2 separate regions of the Homo sapiens genome follow, and region 1 is linked to region 2. A link is a loop called in an ENCODE intact Hi-C map of the cell type or tissue named here. Cell type or tissue: Panc1. All regions are shown on one strand. Each heading gives the region's core, and the rest is flanking DNA. Links, peaks and the distances in the headings are about the cores only. Region 1 has its middle 110 kb from the start of GPR6. Region 2 overlaps FIG4 (FIG4 phosphoinositide 5-phosphatase).

Region 1 (8,623 bases), core at 324-8,323, 160 kb before region 2:
GCAACACTGGCCCCAGCCAATTGTCACCCATGATGGTAAATGGTGTCACTTCCACTACACAATCTTGGTTAAAACAGTTATAAACTTGTTCACATCCAAGGGAAGGGACATGGACCCTATCTTTCAACAGAAGGAATGTTAAACTGCCATATAATTCTTAATATTTAACAAAATTGGAGTAAATTCTGCAGTTAGAGCCAATTCAGGCTTTATGCTTTGCCTCAATTATTAGTCTAGTACATACGTGGTGGTATTTTTCAACAACAAATATAGTGTCCCAAGACCAACCAATTCTCTCATACCAACTGGGTGTTAAACAATTCAATTCAATTCTGACACTAAGTATCCGGAAACAGTGCAGGCCCCACAGCTTAAGGGCTCAGTACTACAAGACTGCCCTCACTTCAGACGCCAGTCACAAGTCCCAGGTCCCCAGGCTACCTACACTTCTGTCTAACCTGGAGACACATTTGGGGGCTCCCATGTCTCCACTTCAGGGTTGGTAATCTGCTAGAACAATTCACAGAACTCAGGAAAGCACTTTAATTACAATGACTGGTTTATTATCAAGGATAAACTCTGGAACAGCCAAATGGAAGAGACTCATGGGGCACAGTATCAGGGGAGTGATGGGGTACACCCCTGCCCAGCATGTGGATGTGTTCATCAACCCAGATGTTCCCTTAGGCTCATAGTGTCAATCAAAACCTCATTACTTAGACATGATTGATCGAATCATTGACCATTGGTGATTGAACTCAACTCCAACGCCTCTCCCCTTCATGGGGGCGGTGAAGTGTAGAGCTGAACATTCTAACCCTCTAATCATGTGATTGATTTTTCTGGTGATCAGCCGCCACCCTGAAGCTATAACCGCTGCTACCCCACCCCTTGAGTCCACTCACTAGCAGACAAAAGACATTCCTACCACTCAGGAAATTCGGAGGTTTTAAGAGCTCTGAGCCAGCAACCAGAGAGAAAGACTAAATATATATCTTATTTATTATATCGCACCATGATGCTCATTATCTGTCTGTGGAGCACAGAGCTGGGTGCTGGAAATCTAAAGAGAACCAAGACACAGTACCCGTTTTTGAAGAGCTCAGAACCTAGGAGGGGAGACAGGAATATAAACAAATTTCTGCAAAATACCGTGAAATAAGCACCTACATGGACTCAAAGGAAGAATGAGTAAGTGCCGAGGAAGCATGTGCTTTTAGAAATTTTTTTCACAAAAGAAGCATATCTTGTTCATACTCCCCTGACTGCTCAGAAGGCTGCTGCAGGAGTGTCAGCATCAGCAGACTGCTCACAAAGTCACTGTGTTCATCCAAGGGGGCCACGTGACCATGGGAGCACATGCATTTCCAAGTCAGGCAGTGGAAAATCTGCTAGGGAGAAATGGAAATACTCAGGCACCTTCTTCATAATACACAACAAAAATGCAGAAAGCCCCTTGACATGCGAGGACAGGCTGGGCTGTGTATTTTACATATGCAGCACTGTGTACACCTGAGCACTGAACTCTAAACCTTGTGAAAGAAAAATAAATTTTGGGGCCCCCAAATCACTAAGCTAAAGGGAAAAGTCAAGCTGGGAACTACTTAGGGCCAACCTGCCTCCCATTCTATTCAAAGTCAACCCTCTGCTCCCTGAGATAAATGCATATCTGATTGCCTCCTTTGGAGAGGCTAATCAGAAACTCAAAGAATGCAACCGTTTGTCTCTCACCTACCTGTGACCTGGAAGCCCCCTCCCCGCTTTGAGTTGTCCCACTTTCACTTTGAGTTGTCCTGCCTTTCTGGACCGAACCAATGTTCATTTTACATATGTTGATTGATGTCTCATATCTCCCTAGAATGTATAAAACCAAACTGTGCTCTGACCACCTTGGGTACATGTCATCAGGACCTCCTGAGGCTGTCAGAGGCATGTGTCCTTAACCTTGGCAAAATAAACTTTCTAAAGTAACTGAGACCTGTCTCAGATTTTCTGGGTTCTCAACCTTCACGGGCCACTCCTAACATTTGCAAACTGGGGAAGGAATACAAAGGAAGGCCACATACCGTGCCTCCAACTTTTGAGGAGTTATAAATCAAGTAAATAAACTGCCAAGTAAAGTATGTTCTTTCTATTTTGACAAATATATCTCAGGACACCGTGGAAGGGCCAGGTTCAAATTTAAAATCTCAGTGCCATGCCTGAATGACCTTCAAGGGCTGGCCTATGCATCATCTCACCCTTGCTTTCAGAGCCCACACATGTGGACAACCCAACATGCATGCCCACACACCTGTAAATGGCCACCATCAGCCACCCCTTAGCCTCAGGGGTACAAGCACCAGCACAGGGGTCAGGGTGGGAGGATGCCTTGGGGAAGGGGCCCACTCAGGGCCCAGAAGTGAGCCCAGGGCTACTGGGATAGGGAATACTGGGTCCCATATACCTGGTGCCTGGCCCAGAAGGGGAGCACACTGGCTCTGAGCGCACACATCCTCTTGACCTTGTGAATTCCTGGCCCCTCTAAAGCTCAGAAATCCTGGGTTCAAGCCATCCTTCCACCTCAGCCTCCTGAGTAGCTGGAGTGCAGGAGTACACCATTGCACCCGGGTGACTTTTTTTTTTTTTTTTTTGAGATGGAGTTTCTCTCTTGTTGCCCAGGCTGGAGTGCAATGGTGCGATCTTGGCTCACTGCAACCTCCGCCTCCCAGTTCAAGCAATTCTCCTGCCTCAGCCTCCCAAGTAGCTGGGATTACAGGCATGTACCACCTCCCCTGGCTAACTTTGTATTTTTAGTAGAGATGGGGTTTCTCCATGTTGGTCAGGCTGGTCTTGAACTCCTGACCTTAGGTGATCTGCCTGCCTCAGCCTCCCAAAGTGCTGGGATTACAGGCATGAGCCACCGTGCCTGGCTGACTTTTTTTTTTTTTTTTTAATAGCAACTTACTGAAAGGCTGTTAATACAGTAATTGTATGAATTAGGACATTCCCCCCAACCCCCACTGAATTTCCTGGGCTCAAACCAACATCATGAGCATCTTTGCTTCCCAGAACTGAATGATATTGGCTAAATAAGAAAAAAAAAAAAAAACACTCAAACCACAAAACTGTGCTTAATGTGTACTTAATGGCAGCAAATAAACCACTAAACAGGGAGGGAAGGAAAAACACTCCGTGAGCAAAAATAAATCTGGCTCCCGCAGAGGGAGGCAGAGCCAAGATCACTGGTTGAAACAGAGTTTTTTTTTTTTTTTCAGGTTACTGAGACATATATTGCAGCAACAGGTCAGAATCAAGCTAAACTGACAAGTAATTTTTAGGAAAAAAGATCTGAAGGAAGCACTGAAATTGAAGAAGAAACTCTAAGCCACACATAAGAATTTGCTAATTCAGCCAAGCTCAGAGACCAAAACCCCTTTCTTTCATGAAGCATGTTCCTGGAATTGCAAGGTGAATTGCTAAATCAGAACTTTCTAGGAGGTAAGATCCTTCCAGTGGCCAAAGGACCACTGTGGTGCCCAAGGTCACACCACAAGTAGGTGACAATGGTGGTAATTTAGGAGATGTTAAACCTACATCTCCTAAATTCCTAGTTACTCTCCTTCCACCTATCAGCACTCACGGGTTGTTAAAAAAAAAAAAATCCATGAGCAAGATTTGATTTACTAGATATAGTTAAAAATAAAAAGTGGAGAAATAATCTCTACCCATAAAAAATATAGCCAAGGGGCTTTCTGTATTTTTGTTGTGTATTATGAAGAAACTGCCTGAGTATTTCCATTTCTCCCTAGCAAATTTTCCACAGCTTGACTTGGAAATGCATGTGCTCCCACAGTCACGTGACCCCCTTGGACGACAAACACAGCGACTTTGTGAGCAGTCTGCCGATGATAACATTCCTGCAGCAGCCTTCTGAACAGTCAGGTCAGAGTCTCAGCCAAGAAAAGAGACCAAAACCCCTTTCTTTCATGAAGCTTTTTCCTGGAAGTGCAAGGTAAATTGCTAAACCAGAACTTTCTAGGAGGTAAGATCTTTCCAGTGGCTAGAGGACTGCTGTGGTGGCTGCTGTTCCATGCCTGCCTGCCACATACACAGGCTGAGAACAGATGAGAGCTCAGGCCACAACAAGTAGCCACAGGCACACACTTCTCTGGCTGTACTTCTTCTAGAACAACCGCCAGTCATGCATCCATTCAGCATGTTTTCCTTGAACATTAAATACTAGGCGTGTGTTAGTGCTGAGGTAGACACAAAGAAAGGTAAGGAATTATCCTGCCCCCAAGGAGGCTGTGGTCTGATGATATATCGCATCAAATGCAGATGAAAGAACACAGGCAAGAGGTGAGGGTCCTGACTTGGTGATTTGGAAGTCACCCAGTGGCTCAGTTTCCCCATTTAGACATTGAGGGTTTCAGGCTGGAGGAGAGGCAATGTTGCTTCTATGCCATTTGCTCTTCTCTTGTCACTGTGGGTGCCACTTAATTTCATATAAGCTTCTGTGCTCAGGTCTCTGAAGAAAGCAGAACAATTCCATAGGGTGGAACTTGAAATTCTAGACACAAACTGTATTTCCATAGGTCTCACTAAGCTTGGGGCAAAATGACCAGTTAGAAATAATTGGGCTTGGCCAGGTACAGTGGCTCATGCCTGTAATCCCAACACTTCGGGAGGCTGAGGTGGGCAGATCACTTTGAGCTCAGGAGTTCAAGACCAGCCTGGGCAACATAGTGAAACCCTGTCTCTACTAAAAATACAAAAATTAGCTGGGTGTGGTGGTGTGTGCCTGTAATCCCAGCTACTTGGGAGGCTGAGGCAGGAGAATCGCTTGAACCCAGGAGGCAGAGGTTGCAGTGAGCCGAGACTGTGCCATTGCACTCCAGCATGGGCAACAAGAGCAAAACTCTGTCTCAAAAAAAAAAAAAAAAGAAAGAAAGAAAGAAAAGAAATCAAAGAAAAGAAAAGAAAAGAAATAGTGGGGCTCTTGCTCTTTTCCACCTCTCAACTTGGGGCATCCTTGCTCCTTTCCAAGGAGTCTCTCAGGTACATCTTGGGACCACAGGTAGATCTCACAAATGCTCATAATCCCCTGGCTGCCCAGGTCCCTGCACCCCCATGCCACGCAGGGGCGCTGCAGCCTTCCCATGGTGTCTGGTATTGCAGGTGTTCCTTCCTCCCGCAGCTACTGAAGCCGCTAAGACATCACTGCCTCCTCTCCCAAAGGTACAATTGCTGCTGCTCCCTGGAGATGCCCCAGTACTCCCACAGCCTTAGAACAGGTGGGGCCCTGACATGACCACTGCCTCTGCCCCCAGTTGTCCACCCATTAAGCTGTTGCGTGTCAACATTCTCTGTGCTGTTTCAAAGGACTTCCCAGGGAAAGTTCTTTTCCCAAAACTTTTTGCCACATTCTGTTATACATGTCCCAGAGCAGCCCTACCTTGTCCTGGGGTTTGGTGAGAGACAGTAGAGTCTGGGCAGAGTGGTGAAGAACTCACGGTCAAGGGCCAGAAGGTCCGGTTTGAATCCTGGTTCCTCTACTTAGAAGCTGTGTGATGTAGGGCAAGTTGCTTCTCCTCTCTGGGCTTCAGTTCCTCTTGCATCAAATGGGAATGACAACATTATTTATTTCAAGGGGGTTGTGACAATCCATTGAGTCATCACATATCAAATGTTTGGAGCAGCATTTGGTGCACACTAAATGCTTGATATGTCCTTGTATTTGTACTTTTAAAGATGGTGAATTCTCAAAGAGCCAGCAAGAGCTTGTGTTTATTTCTGTTTGTAGCTCTAGCTCATAGCACCTGCTTTGCACAGGACAGGTGCCCATTTGGTGAACAAATGAGTTAATGAATAAATGAGTAAAACAAACATGAGCCCAGAAGACTGGATAGAGGAAGGCCATCAACCCGGAAAACAACCACAATGCCACCACCGGAAAGGCTCAAGGGCCTCAGAGGATTCTGGGAGAGTGACAGAGGAGGCAATGGGAAGAACAGAGCTCCACCCAGTTCATCCCTACACCCATGGTAAACTCCCAGTAACACACCCAGTAGTGGAGCCAACATGGATAAGAGAAATTTGGCTACACTGTGAATGGTTCCCATCCTCAGAGCAGCCCTGCCCTCAAAGGGTGGGAAGATGTTGTCTTCCTGGGGAGACGGAAAGTTAGGAAGGGTGGGCATGGAGGCCTTAGGAAGAGATAGCCTTGATCATCTGAAACTTTGAGTTCCTTGTATAGTCAGTTGTATATAAGTTTCACTTTATTTCTGTGCTTTTTGTGAGAATACAGACTGAAAAAATGGTTTTATCCACTCACATTAGGACAATTGAAATTTTCAGACTTCACTTGCATGCATGGCAGGGTTTCACTGTCCATATAGTTCTTGCCCCCACCTCTTAAAAGCATGCCCAAAGCTAAGACACTATAGATCTGGGTGACAACATGCAGCTCCAAGCCTCTCTCGACAAGACCACTGCCCCCTCCCTTTTGTCTCCCCGTCTTACTTTTCTCTTCCACCACATCTACCAGCCACAGTTTTATTTTTTTGTATGTCCCTGCCTCTCCTGCAAGGAGTTAAGGGACTGGGTCACAGTCCTAGAACTGCTGACCTATATCTGTGCTATGAAGAGCAGCAGCTCATGGCTCAGGCCCTCAGGAAAAGTGACAGCAGTGATCTTGTGTGTTAACGTCACTGCCTTCCACATTCATAGCTTCACATACTGCATCATTCATTGAAAAATTAAAATTCATCATCTTTCCCCAGAATGAGGCTAACAGACTTTAATTGTAAGAATCAGGAAAAGCTGTGACATTTTAATTATAACAGTTTTTAATTAAAGGAGTATTACCTCATTTGATCTGTTAAAGAAAAATTATTCATGATACTTGTCAAAGATGGCAAGGTAGGCTTTATGCAAGGGGTCCATGGTGATTGGCATCAGGTCTTGTAGTGAGGGAAAAAGACTGGACTCAACTCTGGCTCCAAAAAGGATAAGTAGGGATTTATTACAAGGAGCAGGGTGGAGGTCAATAGATGGAAAATTACTATGAGGAATTGTCAGGGATAAGGTGTTTCTGGCTAAATTGACTTGACAGTTTATTGCTGAAGGCAAGGGTGGTCAGATACCAGAGTAGGGGTCTTGGTTAATTTGGCTTAGCAGGATTCTTGCTCAAACTGGATTCTGGCCGGGCATGGTGGCTCATGCTTGTAATCCCAGCATTTTGGGAGGCTGAGGAGAAGGGCGATCATGAGGTCAGGAGTTCAAGACCAGCCTGGCCAACACAGTGAAACCCCATCTCTACTAAAAATACAAAAATTAGCTGAGTGTGGTGGCAGGTGTCTGTAATCCCAGCTACTCAGGAGGCTGAGGCAGAAGAATTGCTTGAACCTAGGAGGCAGAGGTTGCAGTAAGCTGAGATCGCACCACTGCACTCCAGCCTGGGTGACAGAGCTAGACTCCGTCTCAAAAAAAAAAAAAAAAAAAAAAACTGGATTCTATTATACAAGGACAGAGAGGGAAGCCCAAAGTCTGGCCTAGTCAAGCAAAGGGCTTGCAGAAGCTTGACTGACGTTTTGATGGAAGAGTCTTTGTCAGATCCAGTGCTATAAAATAGCATTTGAAATTTTCTTTCCCAGTAATGCCAGGGTTGGAAAGTGGTTGCATAAAGTCTTGAATGTCCAGGGAAGCGTTTGATGTCAAAATCAAACACTAACTTTTTGTGTTACCTTCTAGTTACCTCCAGTTGTTTTGCTTTGTTTTCTCTTATTAATGGCTTGTACCAAATAAAACATTCTCTTCTGCTTTGTCCCAGCAGAACTAGATAAGCTCACTACATTAACTTCAAAGTTGATTCTATTCTCTCTGTACCCAGGATTTCTCAGTATCAAAGTCCTAAGCATCCAACTATAGACTCAACAGAAAATATTCTTGAAGCATTTCAAGCTCTATATGGAGATAGATACATAAGCTCTTTCCTTTCCAGAATAGCTGTACCATGCTGGAATGATCTGATTTGTAAAACAGAAAATGTTTAACATAATTTTTAATCTCAAATCAACCCATGTTAAATTGCTTAAAAAATTGAAACTACAGGAAAATATGTAGAAAAAATTTTAATTCACCCACAATTCTACTGACCAGAGGCAGCCATAATACAATTTTTTTTTTTAAGAGTCAGGGTTTCATTCTGTCACTCAAACCACAATTCAGTGGCACCATCATGGCTCACTGCAGCCTTGAATTCCTGGGCTCAAGTGATCCTCCTGCCTTAGCCTCTTGAGTAGCTGGGACTACAGGAACACACCACTAAGCACAGCTAATTTTTTAATTTTAATTTTGTAGAGATGGAGGTCTTGCTATGTTGCTCAGGCTGGTCTTGAACTCCTAGCCTCAAACCATCCTCCCACTTCAGTCTCCCAGAGTTTTGGGATTACAGGCATGAGCCATCATGCCCAGCTACATAATATGGTTTTCTTTTTCTTTTTTTTTTTAGACGGAGTCTCACTCTGTCACCAGGCTGGAGTGCAGTGGTGCGATCTTGGCTCACTACAACCTCTGACTCCCTGGTTCAAGTGAATCTCCTGCCTCAGCCTCTTGAGTAGCTGGGATTACAGGCATGCCC
Region 2 (8,000 bases), core at 1-8,000:
CTAGGGAGGTGAAAGATCTCTACAAGAACTACAAACCACTGCTCAAAGAAATCAGAGATGACACAAATAAATGGAAAAACATTCCATGTTCATGGATAGGAAGAATCAATATTGTGAAAATGGCCATACTGCCCAAAGCAATTTACAGATTCGATGCTATTCCTATTAAACTACCACTGACATTTTTCACAGAACTAGAAAAAACTATCTTAAAATTCATATGGAACCAAAAAAGAGCCCAAATAGCCAACACAATCCTCAGCAATAAGAACAAAGCTGGAGGCATCATGCTACCCAACTTCAAGCTACACTACAGGGCTAAAGTAACCAAAACAGCATGGTACTGGTACAAAAACAGACACGCAGACCAATAGAACAGAATAGAGAACCCAGAAATAAGGCCACACATCTACAACTATCTAGTCTTTGACAAACCTTACTAAAACAAGCAATGGGGAAAGGATTCCCTATTCAATAAATGATCCTGGGAGAATTGGCTAGCCATATGCAGAAGATTGAAACTGGACCCCTTCCTTACACCACATACAAAAATTAACTCAAGATGGATTAATGTCTTAAATGTAAAACCCAGAAGTACAAAAACTCTGGAAGACAATATAGGCAATACCATTCAGGACATAGGCACAGGCAAAGATTTCATGATGAAGATCCAAAAGCAATTGCAACAGAAGCAAAAAATGACAAATGGGATCTAATTAAACTAAAGAGCTTCTGCACAGCAAAATAAACTATCAAGAGAGTAAACAGACAACTTACAGAATAAGAGAAAATTTTTACTAACGATACATCTGACAGAGATCTAATATCCACCATCTGTGAGGGACTTAAACAAATTTACACGAAAAAAAATCATTAAAAAATGGGCAAAGGACATGAACAGACACTTTTCTAAAGAAGACATACATGCAGCCAACAATCATATGAAAAAAAAGCTCTGCATCACTGATTATTAGAGAAATGCAAATCAAAACCAAAATGAAAGCCCATCTCACACCAGTCAGAATGGCTATTACTAAAAAGTCAAAAAACAACAGATGCTGGAAAGGTTGCAGAGAAAAAGGAACACTTATACACTGTTAGCAGGAATGTATATTAGTTGAACCATTGTAGAAGACAGTGTGGCAATTCCTCTAAGACCTAAAGACAGAAATATCATTCGGCCCAGCAATCCCATTACTGGGTATACACTCAAAGGAAGAGAAGTTGTTCTATTATAAAGACACATGCACGTGTATGTTCACTGCAGTACTGTTCACAATAGCAAAGACATGGATTCAACCTAAATGCCCATCAGTGATAGACTGGATAAAGAAAATGTGGTACATATATACCATGGAATACTATGCAGCCATAAAAAAGTCCTTTGCAGGAACATGGATGGAGCTGGAGGCCATTATCCTTGGCAAACGAATGCAAAAACAAAAAACCAAATACTGCAAGTTCTCACTTACAAGTGGGATGAGAACACATGGACACACAGAGGGAGCAACAGACACTGGGGTCTTTTGGAGGGTGGGAGGAGGGAGAGGATCAGGAAAAATAACTAGTGGGTAGTAGGCTTAATACCTGGGTGACAAAATAATCTGTACAACAAACCCCCATGACACAGGTTTACCTAGGTAACAAACCTGCACATGTATCCCAAACTTAAAAGTAAAAAAAAAAAAAAGAATACTGAGAATAAAATGAATAATCAAAATGTAGAAAAATATATTTAAATGAAAATGCTTTTAAGAAAAACTAAATGAAATGAATTATTCTAAAATTATATCTAAAAAATAAGTACTTCATTAGCAAAAATAAAGATATTTCGCTTCAAAAAGTCCTTTAAAAAGTGACACTTTTTAAACATTGCAAAAATTGAGAAAACACTGCCATAATCAACTCACATTGTGCCATTTACTATTGGACATATAAGGTGTAGATACACAAAGCAACTAAATAACAAACAAGTCTTTCGATATTAAAGGCCAAAATGAAGCATGTAGACCATAGGAAATCAGCGCAGGAAAGATTAATGTGGCTTACTATAGATGAGAAAAATGTCAGACAAGTTGGGTCTAGAATTGAACCTTCAAGAATAGGTAACACTTTAAAAGGTAAGAATTTACTGTATATTACAACATGAACACTTGGATATACTGTTTTAACTTTAAATCTGTAGAAATACATGGAATTTTTACTATTAAGTATATATATGTGTATATATGTGTATATATATGTATATATATGTATATATGTATAGGTATATATGTATATGTATGTATACATATGTGTATATATGTATATATATATACACGTATATATGTATGTATATATGTATATATATACCTATACATATATATATACACATACACACACACACACACATATATATATATACACACACACACACATCAGTTTATAAAGGCCTGATTTACTGATAAGTTATGAAGAGCAAAACAATCTGTTAAAAATGATGGGTTAGCCTGACCTCAAGAAGAAAGCTAGTCAAGAAATTCAATCCCACATCTCCTAGGAGAGGTACAGTCTAGATGACACTATGAGTTATAATGAGGTAGAAATAAAGCAATTATAATAAAAATTAGTAAACTAAGTTGGGACATCCAGTGACAGGATTCGATGTACTGGGGGTGCAGTTAGACAGACAGGCAAACAGGAAGAGAAAGGAAGTCAAAGAATCTCAGCCAGGCTTCAGCTAATTCCTGTCCCTGACACCCTACCCACCACTGAGAGGAGAGGGGGTAACCAATCTAACAGCGTTCACCTAAGAAGAATGGTTTGTAAACTATACGTGCTTGTTAGCAGAAAAGGGAGCCCTTCTTGAGGACTTAAAAAATGGCTTCTAGGAGAGGAAATAGCAATTGCAAAGAACTGAAAAGGGAAGAAGATGGTATGTTTGTTACAGGCACAAGAATAAGCGAGAAAATGTTCGTTCACAAAGCACCTAACACAGTGACCACAGCAGTCAGCACAAAAAAGACACTCAATAAGTGTTAGTTCCTTTTCTGTCCTTCACTTTGTAAGATGTCAGTGAGACTATGCCATTGTATTTGAGGAAAAAGACAAACGCCAGAGGAAAACAGAGAGTAGCCCAAAGGGAGGAAAGCATGTTCAGGACCAGAATGGACTCACAATGGGAAAATGCGCCAATCTGTTAGTAGTCAGTCTATGTCCTCGGGAGAGAAGAGCATGCAAATTGACAATCATGAATAGCATGCTATAACAGAGGCATGAACTAGATGCCATGAGAACACAGGAAGGGCATTTGACTTATCTGGGGATGGTCAGAGCAGGCTGGTGTTGTCCTGATTCTGAATTTGGCCTTGAGGAACCTCTAAGCAGGACTTTGGGCACTGAGCCAAGACAAGGCCAGTGAACCACCCATGTCCACCTGCACCAATCCCTACTCATCACCTGTTCTCCCCAAAGCACTTTTGTTTCTACCTAAATGTAGTACTTACTTCTGAAAGTCTTGTCTAAATTTGTTTGGGGCTTGTCTGCCCCCTACTATAAGCACCTCGGGAGACTGGGGCTAACTCCTTAACCTCTGTGGATTTTAATTTCCTAGTCTAGTAGCACAATATGGTGCCTCAGGCATTAGCTAAGTGTTAGGTGAAAGAACAACTATGTACCACAGAGTAATCATTTCATGTGCTGGGTAATTTTCTAAGACATTTACACTAACCCAGCTTTTCTGGGTAAGCACATAGAAAAATGGCTCTTTTAAGTCAACCACTCAGTAAGGAGGAACATCCTAGGTTTAAAAGAGGTAAAATCCCTAAATGAAATTCCCTAGAATTTTATTTTTTAATTTTAACTTCTATTTTAGGTTTGGGGGTATATGTGAAGGTTTGCTACATAGGTAAACTCATGTCACAGGGGTTTGTTGTACAGAATTTTAATAAATCCTACGAAACCTAAAGATTAATTGCAATGGGATGATACTTTGGCAGTTTGTGATTTTAAAAACAGATATAAATCCTGACATGCTCATGGGCAAATGCATTATTGGACTTCGAAACACATACTTAGGAAGGCAGATCTGTACTTCCAATATCTAGATCCTTCCAAAGAATCCATGAATCAGAGGAGCCAAAGGCTAAAACCCACAGAATCTGGAAATAGATCAGAGTGGAGGGAAAGAAATGGGAAGCACTATACCTACCCGCATTCTCTCTCTTCTCAAACAGTCTAAGAATCCTAAAAACGTTTTGTGCAGAGAATAGCGACCTCATGTGGAGCCAGTTATGAGGGAAAGAAAACCCCTGCTTTTCAGCTGGCCTACTGTAGACCGCGGAATCACTGCCTGCACTGCCCTCTGGTGGGCAGCTGACCATCCACTTTCACACCAATTTTTTAAGAGGTAACTTCCAGAAAGGCCTTGTTTCTACTCGTTCTTATTTCCTTCCTATTGAATATATCAACACTGTATATCCTCAGCCTTTGTTACATTTAATAGTATGCTTCAAAATGGACCTCAGCATTTTGGGGATTAAAAATTTCCCTAAAGTTTCCCTCCACTAAATTTTTCTCCACTGTTGATTTTTTTCCCAATTTTTAATTTAAAAAAATCTTCAAAGACAACAGAACAGTACAACGAACACCCATATACCCTTCATCTAGACTCACCAACTGTTAACATTTTGTTGCATTTGTTTTCTCCCTCCCCCACTCCTGATAGATGCTTTCTTCCTCTGAACCTCTGGAAATGAGTTGCAGGTATCGTAACACATAATCATAATATCATCAATACAATATATATGTACAATTTATATTCCAATTTTCCCCCCATCTCCCTATAATACCCTCTATAGCTGGATTTGATAAAGCCAGAATCTAATCAAGGATCATGTACTACCTATCTTTATGTAAAGTTATGTTACATCTTTTTAAATCTTTTAATCTAGAATAGTTCATCAGGCTTTGTTTTTCATGACTTCCCCATTTTTAAAGAGCCTACTTTTTTTTTTTTTTTTTTTTTTTGAGATGGAGTCTCACTCTGTCACCCAGGCTGGAGTGCAGTGGTGTAATCTTGGCTCACCAGAACCTCTGCGTCCTGGCTTCCCAGGTTCAAGCAATTCTCCTCCCTCAGCCTCCCAAGTAGCTGGGATTACAGACGTGCACCATGACACGTGGCTAATTTTTTTTGTTGTTGTTGTATTTTTAGTAGAGACAGGGTTTCGCCATGTTGGCCTGGCTGGTCTTGAACTCCTGACCTCAAATGATCCACCTGCCTTGGCCTCCCAAAGTGCTGGGATTACAGGCATGAGCCACCATGCCTGGCCCCAAGCCCACATTTTTTTACATACATTTTCTTGGTGTTTCTATTGATGTCACTCATTGGACCACTGACTAGTAAATGCCTCATATGTGTCAGGCACTAGGCTCGATGCCTGAGGAAAAAGATAAACTGAAGATATATTTTGGATATATAACTTACTGGTAGATGGGATCAGGAAGGAGAGTAATAGATCCAATTACCTTTAAGCAGATAGCTAGATGATGGTGCCACTTACTGATGTCGAGATGACTGGAGAAGAAACAGGTTTGAAGGGAAACCAAGAGTTCTGTTCACAACATGCCCAGAGAGGCCAAGTGAGAACTCAGTGGGTAAAAGAGCTCAGTGGGTGCCATCAGCATGTATGCAGCATTTAAAGCCATGGGACTGGGTTAAACCTACTAGAGAGAGTAGGGAGAGTGACGAGAGCCCAAAAAAGCTAGCCTGAGGAACTCCATTATTTAGAGGCTGGATACGGAGAAGGAACCAGCTGAGAAGATTGGGAGGAATGGCTGGTGAATGAGAAAACCCCAGCACGAGGTGGACTCGTCAAAGCAAAGAAAGATCATCTGGGAAAGGAGAAAGCAGTCACATCAGATGCTGCTGAGAAGTCAAGTCGATAAGGACAGAGCATCTGATGACAGGCGCTTGTGAGTGGCCCTTCTGTGGGCAGTCTCAGGGACAGAGAGGGGGCAAGATCCACAACAGAGATGTCTGAGGTGCAAAACAGGTAGAATCCTGGATAAAGATGGAGGAGTGGACACCTCTGGTCCTCCCAAACATCTTACTAAAACCATAGTAAAGTTTTTTATGTTTGTTTTTAGGCTCAAGCCCCAAGAGCAAAAGGAGGAACAAAGAAGATAAAGGAGAAAAATAAAAACCATTTGAAACTGAAAAGCATGTGTAACAAAGCTGACTCCTAAACTGGCAATGGTAAAGTCAAGAAGCAATCCAATTTACACAATAGAACCTCCAAAAGGCTTGGGAATTTGAAGCCCCTGATACCTCTGTAGTGTCAGAAGAAGATAAAAAGAAGAGAGCACAAAAAGAAGTTAGCACAGCTTCTGAAAAGAAAAAAAAACAAGCTTCAAACTAAAGATCAAGAACAGAGTAACATTAGAAGCTCTCAGCAACAATGCTGGAAGGTGGAAGAGAATGACATAAGGCCTTCAAAACTCTAAAGGAAAATTCATTCCAATCCTTAATTCAGTATTTATTTTATCAATCAAACCTGAGGGTGGCATAGGACATTTTTAGATACTCATGGGCTTAAAAAAAAAATGAACTTCTATGAACCCTTTCTCATGAAGTAATTAAAGGAAGTACTCTACCAAAACGAGGCCATAATCAAGAAACAGGAAGTGATGGGATCCAGGAAAACAGGGAAACTGTCATAGAGAGTATGATATAGGGTAACGGTGAAGGGAAACCCCAGAATGGCGGCTGTAGTGCAGGCCTTGGGAGCATCCAGTCCGGACTAAAGCCATTGCTTCAAGATGAAACCCAGAAGAATACTTAAGGGGTGTGAATGTGTTGAGAGATTTTTACATCTAGGGGAAAGTCAGGGTTCAATTTATTACAAATTTGTAGTAAGAACTAGGGATTGAAAGAAGACAGAAAAGTCATCTCAAGTATTGGCAGAGTCTGAAGAAGCAAAGGGCCCCTAGTTCAAATGGTAGGGAAAGGAGATAAATAAAATATCCAAGAATAGGGAAGGAAAGGGAGCAGTAACTGGAGCACACAGGATTTCCATAGATCAGGCATGCCTCAGCCAGACTCCCTAAAGGCATATATACATGCAAGTAGGTGCCTACGAATCAACACCACTAGGGAAAAGGTTTGTGTATTTGTAGATATGCTGGGGCTTGGGATTTGGCAGGAGTTCAGGTGGAGAATTAGGATACCAAAGAGAAAAGCTACATTGAAATAATACCTGTTAAGATAGAAGATGAGCTAAGCTGGCTCTCTTCTGAAAGTTAAGTGTCATTGTTCAGGCAAAAGCTTACAATTTCAATATAGCTTTAATAGAGGTGACTTGGTATAAAGATGAGTATTTCTAAAATATATATGTGAAATCCAAATAGAATACAATAGGTAATCCATTTAACAGGAAATTCAGTATCTACTAACATTATCTTCTTTTATAATGACAGGCTAATTAATCACTCACTTTTCATCTGAGGGAGGAAAATCAGCCTTCTTGAAAGAAATTTTAGGTTGTATGACAGCTTCAATTCATGTTAAACTTCACCTGAACTTTCAGATTAAATGTATTATTTGTAAAGAGCACCATGAAGTTGCTTCTCCCAATCTAACAGTATTGCAAGCCTGCCTCCTCACTTAGTCCAGTAATCCCAGTAATTGGGTAATGCCGCCCAGAAGGGGGAAGTGAGTCTCAAGAGAGGTCTGCAAGTCTATCCATTTGACCTTCAGGGCTTTACTCTGGGGAAGCTTCAAATCCTCTGTAGAAACAAATGTGAATGTCACCTCCAACCACACACTCTAAACCAGTTATTAATATAATCGCTATGTTTCTCTCTCTCACTTTATATACTTTGGTTTCCTTTTCCAATCCTTAGTCAACTACACCCTATATTGCTCTCTCCCATTCACTGATTACACAAATCAAGGCTAATTAAGAAAGGTGCATTTCCTCACCATGTGGTTCTTGTTTTATTCTACTTTCTGTGATGGGGGT

The links. A loop is a pair of places that touch in the nucleus more often than their neighbours do. Peaks named below come from ENCODE experiments on the same cell type or tissue, not always from the same donor. Only the 100,000 strongest peaks of a DNase experiment are listed, where the experiment ranks them.
Region 1: it touches region 2 in a loop (2.0-fold over the local background); 7 of 110 quality-filtered maps call a loop at or near these places.

What each region holds. Positions count from the first base shown.
Region 1 is chr6:109,862,673-109,871,295 of GRCh38, reverse strand. No RefSeq gene overlaps it. Among named protein-coding and RNA genes, the nearest start is that of GPR6, 110 kb to the left of the region's middle. In Panc1, for the core only: a CTCF peak has its summit at 5,096; no DNase peak of the experiment used is centred there; H3K27me3 peaks cover 320 bases.
Region 2 is chr6:109,701,683-109,709,682 of GRCh38, reverse strand. The region is part of intron 1 of FIG4 (FIG4 phosphoinositide 5-phosphatase); the gene reads right to left. Among named protein-coding and RNA genes, the nearest start is that of FIG4, 14 kb to the right of the region's middle. In Panc1, for the core only: a CTCF peak has its summit at 4,307 (motif pointing left); a DNase peak (open chromatin) is centred at 4,292.